Regions from separate parts of the Homo sapiens genome. Here region 2 is linked to region 1. The links are chromatin loops, found by intact Hi-C in ENCODE. Cell type or tissue: heart left ventricle. All regions are shown on one strand. Each heading gives the region's core, and the rest is flanking DNA. Links, peaks and the distances in the headings are about the cores only. Region 1 overlaps MEAK7 (MTOR associated protein MEAK7). Region 2 holds the start of ADAD2 (adenosine deaminase domain containing 2).

The links. Hi-C counts contacts between places; a loop is a spot of excess contacts. Peaks named below come from ENCODE experiments on the same cell type or tissue, not always from the same donor. Only the 100,000 strongest peaks of a DNase experiment are listed, where the experiment ranks them.
Region 2: it touches region 1 in a loop (2.6-fold over the local background); 25 of 110 quality-filtered maps call a loop at or near these places.

What each region holds. Positions count from the first base shown.
Region 1 is chr16:84,479,892-84,488,172 of GRCh38, reverse strand. It overlaps MEAK7 (MTOR associated protein MEAK7), which reads left to right. Exons shown (of 8, transcript NM_020947.4): 5 at 1,114-1,542; 6 at 5,463-5,581; 7 at 7,465-7,644; 8 at 8,147-8,281. The coding sequence ends at 8,260. Among named protein-coding and RNA genes, the nearest start is that of ATP2C2-AS1, 17 kb to the right of the region's middle. RefSeq lists enhancers at 4,409-4,910, 7,991-8,281. In heart left ventricle, for the core only: a CTCF peak has its summit at 3,344 (motif pointing right); a DNase peak (open chromatin) is centred at 3,392.
Region 2 is chr16:84,190,057-84,198,374 of GRCh38, reverse strand. It overlaps ADAD2 (adenosine deaminase domain containing 2), which reads right to left and starts at 7,218. Exons shown (of 10, transcript NM_001145400.2): 1 at 6,727-7,218; 2 at 3,793-3,933; 3 at 3,395-3,442; 4 at 3,181-3,306; 5 at 2,929-3,079; 6 at 2,678-2,845; 7 at 2,331-2,560; 8 at 2,005-2,248; 9 at 1,608-1,728; 10 at 1,209-1,505. The coding sequence starts at 7,144. The coding sequence ends at 1,401. It overlaps ADAD2-AS1 (ADAD2 antisense RNA 1), which reads left to right and starts at 1,322. Exons shown (of 5, transcript NR_147175.1): 1 at 1,322-1,493; 2 at 2,934-3,114; 3 at 3,219-3,330; 4 at 3,650-3,986; 5 at 4,069-5,817. RefSeq lists enhancers at 2,092-2,714, 2,870-4,069, 7,178-7,472. In heart left ventricle, for the core only: no CTCF peak of the experiment used is centred there; no DNase peak of the experiment used is centred there; H3K27me3 peaks cover 961 bases.

The sequences.
Region 1 (8,281 bases), core at 282-8,281:
GAAGTAGAAAAGGTAATTCAGACGATTAAAATTATCCTTAAGATTTCAAGTAATATATAGGTAATGAGAAATGAAACTGTTTGAAAAATAAATAGAAATGATAGGAATTTTGAATTATCAGAAGTTGGGAGTACTTTTACATTTCCTGCTTAATAAAATGGGCCTGAGTTACACAAAATATTTCAGCTTAGTCAAATTTTCGCTAGGTTGGGAATTATAATCTCTGTAAATGGGGCCTTTGTGTCAGCAAGAGCTTAAGACGTAAAAGCTCCTCTGTTCCTTGTAATAACCGAGCGGGGCAGGTTCTGGCCTTACCTCCATTTTATACCTGAGGAAACTGAGGCACAGAGGTCCAGACCTTGGCAAGGTCATGCTGTTCCTGAGCTCGGGTTTGAAGCCAGCTGTTCGAGTCCCAGGTGTGTGCTCCCACGCTCTTACTGTCACCTCCACTCTTAGTGGGTGAGGGATGGAAAATAGGGCTCCAAGTGCTGTATGATTAAGCCTGATTAGTGGCGAATGAAACCCGCACTTCCCAGATAAACTGCAGGAGTCCCAGGAAGTGCCCTACCAGCCCCTTGACTGGCTGGGAACATTCCCCTTCCAGTGACCTTGGCAGGACCGACGCCCTTGGATGAGCGGCTCCAGGTGTAGCTCAGGCATTTATTCCAGCCCCATTGCCAGGGCACTGCCATCTCGAGGGGTTCTGAAATGCTGCTTGGAGAGGAGAGAAAAGTGTTGAAGTCGGATTGTTTAGATCAGTGCTGGCCAATAGACAAAGCAAGCCCCATGTGAAATTTTCCCTTTTCTAGGGACCATGTTAAAAGAGTAAAGAGAAACAGGGGAAAACTGATTCTAATAATATGTCCTAAATACAATTTTGAAATGTAATGAATATTTAAAAATTGAGATATTTTACATTCTTTTTTCATACCAAATCTTTGAAATCAAGTGTGCCTTTTACACTGACGGCACCTCTCAATTCACACGAGCCCTGTTTTCTGTGCTCAGTAATTGCATGTGACTCGTGGCTCCCACACTGATCAGTGTGGGTTTAGATAGTAGCTAAATGGTGACATAACAGCCCCACTAATGCTGACCATCCCCTTCCCCTAGATGGCAAGAGACTTCTGGGGCCCCAGTGGCTGGACTATGACTGTGACCGAGCTGTGATCGAGGACTGGGTGTTCAGGGTCCCCCATGTGGCCATATTCCTGAGTGTGGTCATTTGCAAGGGCTTTCTCATCCTGTGCTCGTCTCTTGATCTGACTACCCTGGTCCCTGAGCGTCAAGTGGACCAGGGCAGGGGTTTTGAGAGCATCCTGGATGTCCTCTCTGTCATGTACATCAACGCCCAGCTGCCTCGGGAGCAGCGGCACCGCTGGTGCCTGCTCTTTTCGTCTGAGCTCCATGGACACAGCTTCTCCCAGCTCTGTGGCCACATCACTCACCGGGGACCCTGTGTGGCTGTCCTCGAGGACCATGACAAGCATGTGTTCGGTGGGTTTGCCTCTTGCTCTTGGGAGGTGAAGCCTCAGTTTCAAGGTAAGACTTGGTGTCCTGAACCTTGACGAGTGGCACAGCACGGGCAAAGAGCTCTGGAGAAAGGGAGAGGGTGGGGGTGCTAAATAGGGCTCTCCCATCTTCTCCAAGTGTTTCTCTAGACGCAGTCGGGGCGATAGGAAAATGTGATGCTGCTCTATGGTGTTTATCACATCAGAGTTCTTCAGGACAGGCCGTGTGACCCCCAGTTTTCAGGCGAGGACACGGGCCCAGTTATTACACGGTGCCGGGTCTATGGGGCGTGGGAGAAGTCAAGCCACAGATGCCTCCGAGGGGACCAGGAGATGGTAATTGGTTCAGATCGGACATTTTCCTTCCCTGGGCCTTCCTGCCCCTGCCCCCACCGCCACGCGTTTGCTTGTTGGAATTTGGAAGCTTTGTGCATGACCTTGAATGCACTGGATGAAAGGTTCTAAGTAAATTCTTTTCCTTCCCTCAAGGAAGAATACTCTGATGAAAAGAGTCCTTTAAAAATATTTAAAACACAGGCCAGGTGCAGTGGCTCACACCTGGAATCCCAGCATTTTGGGAGGCTGAGGCAGGAGGATCACTTGAACCCAGGAGTTTGAGACCAGCATGGGCAACATAGTGAGACCTTGCCTCTATCTTAAAAAAAAAAAAAAAATAATAAGGCTGGGCGTGGTGGCTCAAGCCTGTAATCCCAGCACTTTGGGAGTCCGAGGCAGGTGGATCACTTGAGGTCAGGCATTTGAGACCAGCCTGGTGAACGTGGTGAAACCACGTCTCTACTGAAAGTACACAAATTAGATGGGTGTGGTGGCGCATGCCTGTAATCCCAGCTACGTGGGAGGCTGAGGCATGAGAATTGCTTGAACCTCGGAAGCAGAGTTGCAGTGAGCCGAGATCATACCACCGCACTCCAGCCTGAGCAACAGAGCGAGACTCCATCTCTAGATAGATAGATAGATAGATAGATAGGTAGATAGATGGATGGATGGATGGATGGATGGATAGATAGATAGTTTTTGAAATGTTTACAGATGCGTCGCCCATCAGTGGGCTGTCCTCTGTACTTGAGAGTGGGCCACCATCCCCAGGGTTTGCCTTTGGCATTCCCCGGTACATCCTGTATCTTACCCCGCACCTCTGGAATCGTCATTTCTCCACCAGGCAGAGGTTCTGAAGGCCGGGAACTGTGTCCAGGTGGAGTTGCCCTTGCAGGAGAGCTTTCAGCAGAGGCTAGGTGGCATCTGGCTGGAATAGGTAGCAGGGGTCACCAGGTTGAGGGTTGGGCACCTCTATCTCCTAGATTGCATTGTTTCTAGGGTTTGATTTATATCTAGGTTTCAGGATGTTCTAGATCTTTATCTTAGTTCTGGGAATGGTGGGAATTCTCCCCAAATCAAAGTTTCCAGGTGCCAGCCCAGGGCCGGCCCTGCAGGTGGGCCTTTCTAGAGACAGCAGCCTCAGCCTTGCCACGGCCACTCTCTTCTGCACACCCACCTTGCCCTGCCTCCATGTCACAGGCATAGGGCATGTGCCCACCAGCCCAGCCTCGGGCTCCGGGGAAATTACACATTGCTCTGCCTCACTGCATGGCTGAAGGCTCGGCTTTAGGATATGAAGAGACCCTGAGCATCATGATCAGGGTAAAGCTGCTGCTCCCTCCAGAGCCTTTAATGTTAATTTCAGATGGACTCTGCTGGCTCTTTATGTTTTATTAACAAGCAGACTTAATCTTGCTGAAGCATGTGGGAAAAATGCAGTGGCCAAGTTTTCAAACCCGAGTTCATTCTGTTGCAGTACGTGTCCATACTCACGAAACAACAGCAGAGGGCAGCCTCACACCACGCATGGTACAAATCCGTGGACTGTGGGTCAAGTTCGGAGAGCGTGCTGTCCGCTTGTCCTGGAAATAATGACCTCTAATATCTGAGACTTTAAGTGATTTAATAGCTGTGGGACAAACAATGAAGGCAAATGCTGGGGAGGGTGGCCACCTCCTTGAGTACAGAGGATATTTCCCTGCGGGGTAATGTGGCTTCGTAAACCTTTTTAAAGGACTGTTTTCATCAGAGTGTTTTTGCTTGAGGAAAGAAGAACTGATTATACTTAGAGCCTTTTGGCTTGTGTTTTCTGTGCAATCATTGAAAAGGCCCAAGGCTTTGGATTGAACACAGGATTTTGAGTCCCAGCTCTAGCCCTGGGCAAGGTGATTGATTCATTTTCTGGGCCTCAGCTCCTCAGAATTACACGAAACCATGCTGTGTGGGCAGGCAGCTCCTCGGCGGCCGAGCGTCAGGTGCTGGTGGCCGCACGCTTGGGTATTGTTTTATGGGAATGAGATAAGGAGTCCTCGTTGTTGGTGTCACTTTTTTCCACAGATAATCATAACTCATCAGGTCCTTGCCCTGTATTCTGGGAATGATGCTTCCCCCTCCTGGCTTTCCCTATGGAGAACAGCCCTTGGGGGTGGACTAGGATCTGGGCCTATCGCAGCTGAGGCCTGAACTCTGTGGCCCTGCGACCTTGCTCCGCAGCAAGACGGGCTCAGGATTGCAAAGCAAAGGGCCGCTTACCTGAAGTCCAGTCGGGGAGAGCGGGGCGGGGGCAGTGCAGACGGGTGTGACCCAGCTGTTCATGGCGGCGTCTAAACCTGCCCTCAAGCCTCTGGGGCTGCTGAAACCCAGTGAAGCAAGCCTGAGTCTGTAGCCCAGAGTAAAGCCCTTCACTTAGCTGGTTCCAGTGGAACTTTCTAGCCTAACTATCCTCCTTCCTCCACCCGATGCTCTCAAGCCCCACTGTTCCGTACCTGTCCCACACCTTGTCCTCATGGGATCCCTTCTCCATGGGGACTCTTGCCCCAGCCAGCTCTGTTTCAGGGCCTCCCTCTTGACCTCGGAAGCTGCCTCCCAGAAGCCTCCCAGACCCTGATGGCAGAGGCCCCCCAGCGATCTTTCTAGATTGGAGCCTTGGGCGGTGTCAGCCCACACTCTACAGACTGAGCCCTGTTGGCTTGCTCGGGGCCATCGTCCTCTTCCAGCCTCCTGGTCTTGGTGCCCCCTTCTTATCTGCGTTCCATCATGGTGCCCCCAATTTGCTTCCTGTGACTTCTTTCCCACCTGATGAATAGCCCAACCCCAAATTCCCATGAGCTTGTTTCTCTGCAGCCTTCCAGCTTGTTGTGACAGTTGTGTATGCTGGTGTCGAGGCGGGCAGCCCTTCCGGCCAAGTCCTCAGAACATGGTGGGAAGTGTCCCTCGCTGGGAGCTCCGAGGACGAGGCCTGGCCTACGGCCCTGTCCCCAGTGCTGAGGTGCTTATGGAGTGGAGGAGTCTCTGAGACTGGGGACCCATAGTTTCCAGAGTTTTGACTGGTACCTTTCTTTTAATGGCCTGTGTGCCCACCCCATGCCTTTGGGCGAGGGTAAACTACTTCCTTTCGTAGGCCGTGCCCCTGGGGACAGCTCTGCAGCTGCAGGTTTTCTCTCTCTGCATGGTACGTTCTTTCAGGCCGGGGTCAGCACTACGCAGCGTCACTTGCCTGCTCAGGTAGGCTGTGCTGGAGGCCTCAGTCTCTGCGGAGTGACCACCTGCCCCGTGCTCATAAGCTAAAGGAAGCCTGCTCTTTCTGGCTCGGATGTGCTTGGCCAGCCTGAACTGATTCCAGCAGACAGTGGGCAGAGTTCTGATCTCTGCTCCCCTGGCCAGAGCTAAAAGATGTCCCATTCCTTATTAGCTGTCCCTCTAATCCCTGCATCCCCAGCTCATCCACCTGGGTCCCTAGCAGCTTGTCCCAAACCCTGATCTGCCGACACCTGGACATGGGTGAGAAGGGTCTTGGCCCTGTTGCTTCCTGAGCTGCAGCTTACCGGCATTTCCGGCCCTGTGGGACCGGCTCAGACACCGACCCTGTTTGTTTTGTTCTCTGGCTACTTTCAGGGGACAACAGATGCTTCCTGTTCTCCATCTGCCCCAGCATGGCTGTGTACACACACACGGGCTACAACGACCACTACATGTACTTGAACCATGGACAGCAGACGATCCCGAACGGACTGGTGAGCCCGGGCAGAGCGTGGTGGTCTTGCCTTGGTGATGTCCCCCAGCAAAGGTGTCAACCCCGAGGCTCAGCTCCACAGATCAGGGCAGGGCGCGTGGCATTCAGTTCCTCACGCACGCCATGTCCAGTTCCTTCTGTTTCCAGGGCCGGTGCTGGGGGCAGTGACAGCTGGGCCAGGGTTTCCCTTAGAGAAGGATGTGGCCTCTGCTGGGGCTTCTCAGTGGTTTGTGTGCAGATGGCACACTTGGCCCATTTTTCTGGCCCTCAGATGATTGGTTTGTAGCCTTTGTGGCTAGGGATGGTGTCAGCGCCAGACCTGTCCCTGCGCGTCGCTGGCCTGCCTCATACGTGGGAGTGCTGGACCAAGGGGAATGGACGGCCGGCAGCTCATGAGACAGCATGTGGGGCCCCAGTTGGGGTGACCGTGGCTCCTGTCCAGCCCTCGCTTCAGCTTGGTGACATGGCACAGGAAGCAGGGGGAAGCGGGGGAGGCCTAGGCCGGGTGCAGGGAGTGGGTGGGCACGGGTCCAGGCAGGCCCGAGGGCAGGAGTTGGGGCAGCATCCACGCCGAAGCTCAGCTTGCTCCTGCCAGCTCCCCTGCTGATTTCTTTCCTCTGCTGCTTGACAGAAAGCTCTTTTCTTTTCTTTTTTTTCTTTTTGAGATGGAGTCCACTCTTGTCCAGGCTGGAGTGCAGTGGCGCGATCTCGGCTCACTGCAAGCTCCGCCTCCCAGGTTCACGCCATTCTCCTGCCTCAGCCTCCCAAGTAGCTGGGACCACAGGCACCCGCTATCACGCCTGGCTAATTTTTTTGTATTTTTAGTAGAGACGGGGTTTCACCATGTTAGCCAGGATGGTCTCCATCTCCTGACCTCGTGATCCACCCGCCTTGGCCTCCTAAAGTGCTGGGATTACAGGCGTGAGCCACTGCGCCCAGCTGACAGAAAGCTCTTATTGGGAAAATCCAGCCCTGTTTCTGCAGAGCTGAGGGCAGAGAAGGCTGGTCCGATATAGGGACCAGCGTCCTTCCCAGGCTTACCACACTGCTGCCCTGGAGAGAGGGAGGGGCGTGGCCAGGCCACCTAGAACACCTGGCACCTTCTGGAAAGGGCGGTCTGGTGGCGGCAGGAGTGAGGGTGCCAGCCTCACAGGCAGCACCCGGCAGGCCCCGGTCATCGCTCGTCATTGGCCCTGAGAGAGCGGCTCCGCGTGTCAACTCTGGGCAGTGTGCTCGGGTCTCTGGTTGCCCAAGGTCAGAACTAGGGCGTGCCAGGTGTTACAGGCCTACCAGGGACCAGAGGAGGTTCTCTGCAGGGTGAGATTGAACAGCTCAGAGCCCAGCCATGTGACTGAGGGTGGAAGGCACAGGGGTTCGCATCCGCCTCCGGGTCTGCCTCCGCATCCTGTAAGCCACACACTCGGAGCTGAGTTTCCCAGCCTGTCTTGGGGTGAGGATCGCTGCCCGGAAGCGGGGCACTGGGGCCCCAACACAGGGGGTTTGCAGTGTCAGCTTCTGTGTTCACCTCTCCCCTTATCTTAACTGGGCGGGGCCCTGGGCCCTGGAGGTCTCTTTCTCTATATATATTTAACATTTTTAATTCTCTGATGTCACTTGTGCTTTCAGCCAGCAAATCTTCTTGAGAAAGAGCCATGGGGTGGGTGTCTGGAGACATAGATGACTGTTCTAGTAACTTGGCATGGGATGCTTAAATGGCAGTAATTGATATATTTCACAGTTAAGGAAAACAAGATGATGGCATTCACCACTCACCCGCCCCTGTCTCAGGCTGGTACTTAAGGCGAGAGGCTGGCTTGTGGTATTTGATGTCCACAGACCCTGAGGAGTTGCTGATGCTATTCTCTGTCCTGGCTTCCTTTGCAGGGTATGGGGGGGCAGCACAATTACTTTGGGCTTTGGGTGGATGTTGATTTTGGGAAAGGACACAGCAGAGCCAAGCCCACGTGCACCACGTACAACAGCCCGCAGCTGTCGGCTCAGGAGAACTTCCAGTTTGATAAGATGGAGGTGTGGGCGGTTGGAGACCCCTCAGAGGAGCAGTTGGTGAGTGGAGCTGTCCTCTGCATCCCAGGATGGCCCCTTGAGCCTGGGGGCCTTTCTGCATTTTCTTACCATTACCCCTTTACTCTTCTGTCTGCAGATAGTTTATCCCAAATTTGATCCTGGTAGCTGATGCTGGCTTGGATGCCAGGAGATGCATGGCTGGAAGTCTTGTCTGGGATTTGTGGGTGGTTTAGTAGAGCAGCCCTGGGAAGGGGGGTTCCCCAAGTGCGAGCCCAGGTGGCCCTTCATTCTCTCTGCCCACCTGCAAGAGGAGGAATGTCTAGGGTTCCTTCCGCTTCCCTGGTTCTGCACCTGAGTTGCTGTTGGCCCCTGAACCTCCTGTAATACCTCCTACCCACCCAGCCACTGAATCCCAGAGTGGGAGGGGCCTTAGGGGGAACCGGAGCCTGATTCCACCCAAGAAGGCTGGAAAACTAGCAGGAAGCTGCTGCCTCTTGTTGGGCCATCATGGAACACACCCACCCTTTCTTCTCTTCTCAAGGCCAAGGGCAACAAGAGCATCCTGGATGCGGACCCTGAGGCCCAGGCCCTGCTGGAGATCAGTGGGCATTCGCGCCACAGCGAAGGGCTCCGGGAAGTCCCGGACGATGAATGAGGAGCCGCCTGAGCCTTCCTG
Region 2 (8,318 bases), core at 170-8,169, 290 kb after region 1:
CATTTGCTGTGTGAGTGCTGGGGGCCCACGTGGTGGCGTTCTAGTCCAAACTCGAAGGCCTGAGAACTGGGAGAACCAATGTTATGAGTCCTGGTCCAAGTCTGAAGGCCAGAGACCCAGGAGTTGTGATGTCCCAGCTCAAGGGGAGAGAGCGAATTCACCTTCCTCTGCTTGCTTGTTGTTTGCAGGCCCTCAGTGGATTGGATGGTGCCTGCCTGCACTGGGGAGCGCCATCTTCTTACTCAGCCCCATAATTAGATGCTAATCCCTCCCAGAGACACCCCACATGGGAGAGTAGCCTGTGGTTCTGAACCCTGCAACTGCTAGGGATGCAGGGAGGGAGTCACAGGGTGGGGGTCACAGGGCTGGCCACGGTCCTCTACTGTCCCTGGCCCCAGGTCCCTGGACTTCAAAGCTGTTGTGCTCCTGGCTCAACGGCTATAGTGCCCATGCTGGTGAGGTTCCAGGTGTGTGTGCGAGTGTGCACGCACACATGCTTTTAGTGTTACCATCTTCTCTCCCCATCCAGAGTCAACAGAGTGCCTGAGTGCCATGTGGCCTTACTATGCTACCCTGGGGGAAACGGAGAGAGAACTGCCGAGCCCACACAGGGCAGGAGCACTGTCCCTCTCCATGGTGGAAGACGCAGGCTCTAGCGGTCCAATGCCTCGCCCAGGTCCAACAGCCGGGCGGCCCAGGGAAAGCACTGATGCTGCTCATGCCCTCCCCACGCCCTTCAACATGGGGCTGCCCAGACCCCACAGCACCCTCGAGGGCCAGGGCAGCTAAAGCTCTGACCAGGGAAGGGTGTTCTCTGCCCTCCCACACATCCTGGGGGCCCAGAAAGGCAAGGATTTGGAGCCCCAATAGCGGCCAGAGGACAAAATGCTCACACATCCAAGCAGCCTGCCCTCCCACCCTTTACAACACCCGCAACCCGTGGCCTCCGTGGTCTCCTCCAGCACACAGGCTGGAAAACAGGAGGAACCAGGGGAGGTCACCTCCCCTCCTAAACCTGCCTCCAGCCCTGTGAACAGGGGCGGGGGTGACAATTCAGTGGCTCAGTGAGAGGATCCAGGTGGGAACCCAGTGAACACAGGGCCTCCCAAAGGAGGAGTGAGGGGCTCTCTCCGCAAACAAAGGGCCCCTGGCCACCCCAACACATAAACACACACACACACACACACACAGCCAACTACACACACAGGAACCAGAAATACTTCTTTATTCAAGCCCAAACGTGCAGCAGCCGCCTCCCAACCACAGCAGGCTCCTCCTTCCCTCCAGCCCCAGTTTCACCCCGCACAACCCATGTTCTCCCCACAACGCTCCTCAGATAGGGCACTCCCCCAGCAGGGGTACAGCTTGGCTCCGGGACCTCGGTCCCGCCGAGGCTGGCTTCAGTTTCTGAATTTGCCCACCAGTGGCTTCGAGGGCCAAGCCCCCAGGCCCTGCTGGTCCAGGAGGAGAGACAGCTGCCTGCGAGCCTCCTGGTAGGGCCCAGCCTAGGGCGGGAGATGAGAGGTGGGGTGAGAGGAGGTACCTGCAGGGGGCAGGGACTGCAGGGCTGGAGAGGGACCGGGACGGGGGGAGGGTGGGGAACCAACCTTGGCAGCCTCGTAGGTCTTCAAGGCCAGGAGGTAGGGCTTCCCCACAGCCCTGGCCGCCTGGTGAAAGGCCCGGAGAAAGGAGGCCTTGCAGAGACGGGAGGGAGGCCCCAGGGCGGCACTGGATGAAGAGAGGATACCACTGAGATCAGAGAGATACAAGCTGGACCAGCAGGCCTGCTACACACCTCACACTACCTCCTCTCACACTGTGACAATGTCACAGGACTCACAGGGCAGACAGAGGTGTGGCCACCACTACGGAGCTAGGAAGGGGTTGAGCGAAGGGGTTGAGCGAAGGGGTTGCGCTGGGATTAGACTGAGGTGAGGAAGCTCATGCATGAGCCCTCCATCACCAGCACTGCTCCACAGCCCGGCCCCAGGGGGCCCTTCTCACTTGGCCTTCACACGCCCGGTGGCCACATCCACAACCTCGATGCCAGGGTCCCCCAGGCTCCAGTTGAGGCTCAGGCCACGGCAGGTGTCAGGGGTGGGTTCGGAAGGGGCCACCGGGGGCCCTGCAAACAGGTGCAGGGCGGTCCGGACGTAGGGAGGTGGCAGGCATGGCCCCAGGACACTGTCCAGGCAGGGCCGGGTGTGGATGGCCCTGCTCAGAGTCGGAGGGTCGTGGCATGAGTCAGCTGCAGGGCAGAAGGGACAGGACAAGGTGAGTGACCTCCCTGCCCTCCCTTCTCACCCCCCCAGCCCTCACCACGTGCTCACCCAGGATGAGGCTGGTGCTGTAGAGTGGGGACACCAGGTGGGCCAGCAGGGCACCACCCAGCCCCAGCACGGCCCAGCGTGCCAGCTTGTCACTGGCTGACAGGCAGCCCACGTGGGTGTCACAGAGCGAGGGCGCCACGTAGCACACAGGCTTCAGCTGCCCGAGCACATGGGCCTGCAGGCGCATGGGTGGGCTGTGCGGGAGGCCACCTTCCGAGGTGGGGGGCAGGCTGCGGGCCGGGTGGGGACAGACATCAGCTTCAGGGCTGCTCTTCTGACCCTGGCCCCCACCCAGCAGCCCAACCGAGGGAGCCCCATCCCCCGCCTGCCCCGGGGGCCCTGCATACTAGATGTCACGGGCCGCGCCCTTGGGGGTGTTGCTGATGTAGAGGTGCAGGAAGACGCGGGGCTTGAGGGTGAATGGGGGTCCGGGCCCTGGCTGGGGGGCCAGCACGGACTGCTCCTTGCCCTTGGGGCCCCCCTGTGTGGCCAGCAGGAGCTGCCGGAACAAGAACCTAGGAGCGACAGGCACAGGGTGGTTGGGAAGACCTTGTCCTGGCGAAGGCTGCTATCAGGCGCCCACCCCACTGCCCCTCACCTCAGCAGGGCCCTGCGGGCGATGACCAGGCCATGGCAGTCGTGGAGCTGCTGGCCCGAGAACTCCAGCCAGCCAGCACAGCAGCTGCTGCCGGTGCCCAGAGCCACCAGCTTGTAGATCTCCTTCACGTGGCCCCTGGCACGCGGGATCTCTGTGCAGGAGGGGGCAGAGACGGCCCAGCCTAAGGCAAGGAGCTTGAGGGGGCCCTTCCCAGGGGGCCGGGGCCAGGGCCAGGGCTGGGGCGATCCCTACCCCTCTCCAGGATGACTCCAGCCACAGTCCCCTTACAGGCCCAGTATGGCGAGCGCTCGTCCAACAGGAGGTCAAAGCCGGCGCTCACCAACGCTGCGCAGCGCTGCTCATGGGTCAGGATGTTCTCTGCGCCAGGGCGAGAGACTGCAGGTAGAAGGGGGCCCACGCCTCTCCCCTCGACACTACAAGCCTGGGTCCGGGAATGCTCACCTACCTACGCTCAGGGGGGCCAGTGGAGGCCGGCTGGAGGTCTGGGGGGACTCTGAAAGAGGCAAGGAGGGCGGGCTGGTGTGGGTGCCAAGGCCCACCCTCCGTCCCTCAGGAAGCCAAGGAGGCGGGGAGAGGAAGTTTTCATCTTCCAGACACAGGACATTACACGAGCTGCTCTTCTAGCGGTCCCTACCCCCGGTGTCCCCAGAGGACGTGAAAGCAGGGACCGGCACATGTACCCCGCCCCAGCTCCCTGCAGGTGACGTCCTGATGCTCAGATGGTTTGTACAGCAACCCACCTCCTGCTCACACGCACAGCCACTTCCGCCTCCCCACGGGACTGCCAGCCTCAGTCCTCTTGTCCCCAGCTGCGGCTCAGCTGCCTGGCCCTCCCTCCATTACCTGGGTTCTCCAGCTGACTCCGGATGTAGCAGAGGGCAGAGAGCGCTGCCTGCTGTTTGGCCTCCGTCTTGCTATTCGCAGTGCCCGCAGGGCAGACCACCCCATCCAGTTCCGCGCTCACCGAGAAGGGGAAGCAGGGACCTGGGGAAGGAGCCAGGTGAGGAAGCAGCCCCCTGGCCTTCGCCCTGTGACAGGTACCACCTCTGCCTCCTCCTGACACCTGATATCGAGGACGGTCAGAATAATGAGACCCTCACCACCCTTCCCTTCCTCCAGCAGGCTCCATCGCCACCCCATGCCGCGCACACCCTTGAGTGCCTCTGCAGGCTGTGACCCATCGCTGATTCAACCAAGTCCTCACCCAACTCCTCCACAGCAGGGATGCGTGACTCCATTTCACAGATGAGCAGAAACGGCAGGCGGTTTGCCCAACTTGAGTCAGGACCCAAATCCAGGTCCCCTCTCCAGAGCCCACGCCACCCTGTTCTCAGGAGGAAGGCTCTGAGCACTTCCACCTGCCACAGACACATTGCTTTCAATTCCTCTCCTCCAGGGGCTCTATATTTGAACACTTTTCCTATGAAACAGTATCATTTTGGGTGTTACTTATAACACAAAAGAGAGATGAAAAATCTGGAACTGGGATCACATGGTCAAAGGTGCAGGGTTAATTTCACAGTACTTGCTGCTAAATTGTTTCTCCCAAGGACTGCCCCTCTGGGGGTTTCCCTTTTGGAAGGGAACCCATTTCAGCACTCCCCACTGCGCTGAGATCTGTCTGCTCTAAACAGGCATCAAAACCAGCAACCACAGACAGACGTGGAAGGGATGTTGGCCTTAGAAAGCCAGCATGTGGCTGCCATCCTAACAGCGACTGAATCTGGGGAGAACCATCAAAGCATGATTTTCTAAAACCACAAGTGACAATGTTATAGGGACAGGATATCTACATGATCTCCAAATGCCTCCCCTGGATGACTTATTCAGCACAAAGGAGAAAGTGAAGACACCTGGTAGATGCCACCCTAGTCAAATCCCCACAGCTCGCATCGCCAGGGGACAAAGCAAGATCGCACACTTCCTGGTGAGATGCGTGCCAAAGACTCGACATCACTTCAATAACACATCACCTGAACTCAGTTCTGAGGAAACAGACAAACCCAAGCTGAAGGACATTCGCAAAACTACTGGCCCTTACTCTTCAAAGACATCAATGTTGTGAAAGACAAAGACAGGAACTGTTTCAGGTAAGAGATTAAAGAGGCATGACAGCTAACTGTAATGTCATACTGGGATGGGAAACAATGGCCATGAGGTCATTACTGGGACAACTGGCAAAATTTGAATGTGAATAGAAATTAGAAGATGGTATTATATCAATGTTAAATTTCCAGGATTTGATAATTGTATTGTAGTTACATAAGAGATGCCCTTGTTTTTAAGAAATATAGATGAGGCCGGGCACAGTGGCTCACTCCTGTAATCCCAGCACTTTGTGGGGCTGAGGACAGGAACTCAAGACCAGCATGGCCAACACGGTGAAACCCCATCTCTATTAAAACACAAAAAAATTAGCTGGGCACGGGGGCACAAGTCTGTCATTCCAGCTACTCGGGAGGCTGAGGCGCAAGAATCGTTTGAATTCGAAAGGCAAAGGTTGCAGTGAGTTGAGATCTCACCACTGCACTCCAGCCTGGGCCACAGAGCGAGACTCTGTCTCAAAGGAAAAAAAAAAAGAGGGCTGGGCAAGGTGGCTCTAACCTATAATCCCAGCACTTTGGGAGGCCAAGGCGGGCGGATCACTAGAGGTCAGGAGTTTGAGACCAGCCTGGCCAACATGGTGAAACCCCATCTGTACTAAAAATACAAAAATAAATTAGCCGGGCTTGGTGTGGACACCTGTAATCCCAGCTACTCAGGAGGCTGAGGTAGGAGAATCACTTGAACTTGGGAGGCAGAGGTTGCAGTGGGCTGAGATAGTGCCACTGAACTCCAGCCTGGGCCACAAGAGTGAAACTCCATCTCAAAAAGAAAGAAAAAAGAAAAACAAACAAACAAACAAACAAAAAACACGTGAATGTATTTACAGGTAAGGAGCATAATGTCTGCAATTAACTTTTAAATTAAAACTCTGGGCCAAGTGTGGTGGCTCACACCTGTAATCTCAGCACTTTGGAGGCCCAGGAGGTCAGATAGCTGGAGCCCAGGACTTCAAGAACAATCTTGGCAACATGGTAAAACCACATAATCTCTACAAAAAAAATACAAAAATTAGCCAGGTGTAGTGGAGTCCACCTGTAGTCCCAGCTCCTCGGGAGGCTGAGGCGGGAGTATCACTTGAGCCCAGGAGGCGGACGCTGCAGTGAGGCAAGCTTGTTCCACCGCATTCCAGTCTGGGCAACAGAGTAAGACCCTGTCTCAAAAAAAATCCAAAACACAAAACAACCACTCTGAGTTAAGGGATTTAAGGGGTATGTATTGAAGAAGAGGAAATAACGGTTTACCTCTGTATCATGTACACGGTATTACCCTTACCAAACTGTGCTTAATAATGTCTTTTAAGTCAGGGGAGTGGCTCCCATTTCGGTATCTCCAATGCTAGCACGGCAACTTAAATTGCATGTAAGTGGCTCTAAAAACGTATACAGAAATACCAGGGGGCCTTAACCTCCCTGGAAGTCAGGTGGGAAGAATGTTCACCTGCCATGACTCTTTCACAGTTGAGCATCTGGTGTGGCTGGTGATCCTTGGAGATCGCTGCTCACAGCAGGGTCCACCCCAAGGTCCCAAGCTCAGGCCAGGTCCTGCTCCGGCGGTGTCTCTGAGCATAGGGACCAAGGTCCACCTTCCCCAGACCCCCTGCTCCCCACGTCCTGGGACCCAGCCCTCCGTGGCTCTGCCCTCTGGCACAGCCATGCCCCGGCCCGGCCTCACCTGGTGGCTGGTCCTCCCGGAAGAGCAGGAAGATGCCCAGGCTGGCCGCGTACTCCGTGAGCAAGGACACGGCCTGGCTGGCAGGTGGGTCTTTGAGCGGCAGGCTGAGCCCTGCTGGGGGCACAGGGACCCTCGGGGCCTTCCCCATCTGTTCCCCCAAGTTTTCCCACGCCCGGGCTGCCCCCAGTTCCCCGACTCCGGCCCCTGCCCCAGGCCCACTGTCCCTCAACACCGAGACCTGGGGCCACCCGCCCTCCGCGCGATACGTCGCGGGCGCGGGCGCGGGCCCCCAGGCACTTTGGGCCTGGGCGGGTAGCGGTCGCCAGGGGCGGGGCTGGGGGCTGATCTGCAACGATGCAGCCAGGCGGGGCTTCCTACGACTGCCGTCGTCGTCAGCGCCCTGAGAAGCCGAAGCCATGGCCGCCAACGAAGATCTGAGGCGCTAGGCCCTATCTCGCGCTGCTCTCGCCCTTTCACACGCGCAGGGCGGGTGCCTTCACGTGGGGAGCACGCGGACGAAGCGTGGTGAGCTCCACCCCTGCCATACGATGGCCAATGAGAGCCCTGAGATCTGTGATGGACAGTGCACCCTGCCAATGGGAAGGCCAGTCTCCCAACGACGGCGGCTTGGATGCTTATGGCTGAGGCCAAGGTCCCACTGCCTGGACGGAAGTTCCGGCTGAGACCAACGTCCCATGGCCTGGAGGGAAGTTCCGGTGGGTGGGTGAGGGGTTGCTCTAGCAGCTGCTTCTTTAACCGTGGGTGGTCGCGGAGCCTGCAAGGCGGGGGAGGAGCATCTGGGGGCGTCAGGTCCAGTTTCACACTCTAGCTCCTGCCCTAGGCCCCTAGGCACCTCCACATCACAGGCTGCTCAGCTGCTTCACTGGCTGAGCCTGGAGACTTCAACACAGGAATTAGGGGTTCACACTGTCAGCAGGATCATTGGATATAAAATTTCACTGCAGGCCTTTCTGAAGCCAAACATAAGTGTTCCCCAGCCAAGAATTAGCCATTTGATGCAAAATGTAGGTGGGCGTGGTGGCGCACACCTGTAGTCCCAGCTACTCAGGAGGCTGAGGCAGGAGAATCGCTTGAACCTGGGAGGAAGAGGCTGCAGTGAACTGAGATTGCGCCACTGCACTCCAGCCTGGGCAACAGAGCGAGACTCTGCCTCAAAAAATAAATAAATAATTTTTTTTAAGAAAATAGCCATTTGATACTCTGCCTTTTTCCCCCCTAAGAAGGGATTTTGAGTTAATTCATACAAATAAGACAAGATAACAATTGTTTAAAGTGAAGAGCTAGAGATCAAGAGACATAGGAAAAATAAGATAAAGACAGGGATGAAGACAATTTACACAAGGCTTACTGTGATGCAACGCGTATTTGCTTGAAGGAGGCTGCAAGTTTAACGGAGTCTTACAGTAGCCACTAACTTGGGAAAGCATGACCAGTGTCTGTAAGATTTGTCACAGTGCTTGCTGCTGCTGCTGCTGAAGCTGGGCCTGGCAGCTCTCTCCAGGATTGTGACAGTGAGGATGCTGGGGCATATGAGGACCAGGTGGTGGAGTCCTCCCAGAACCTTTGACTTG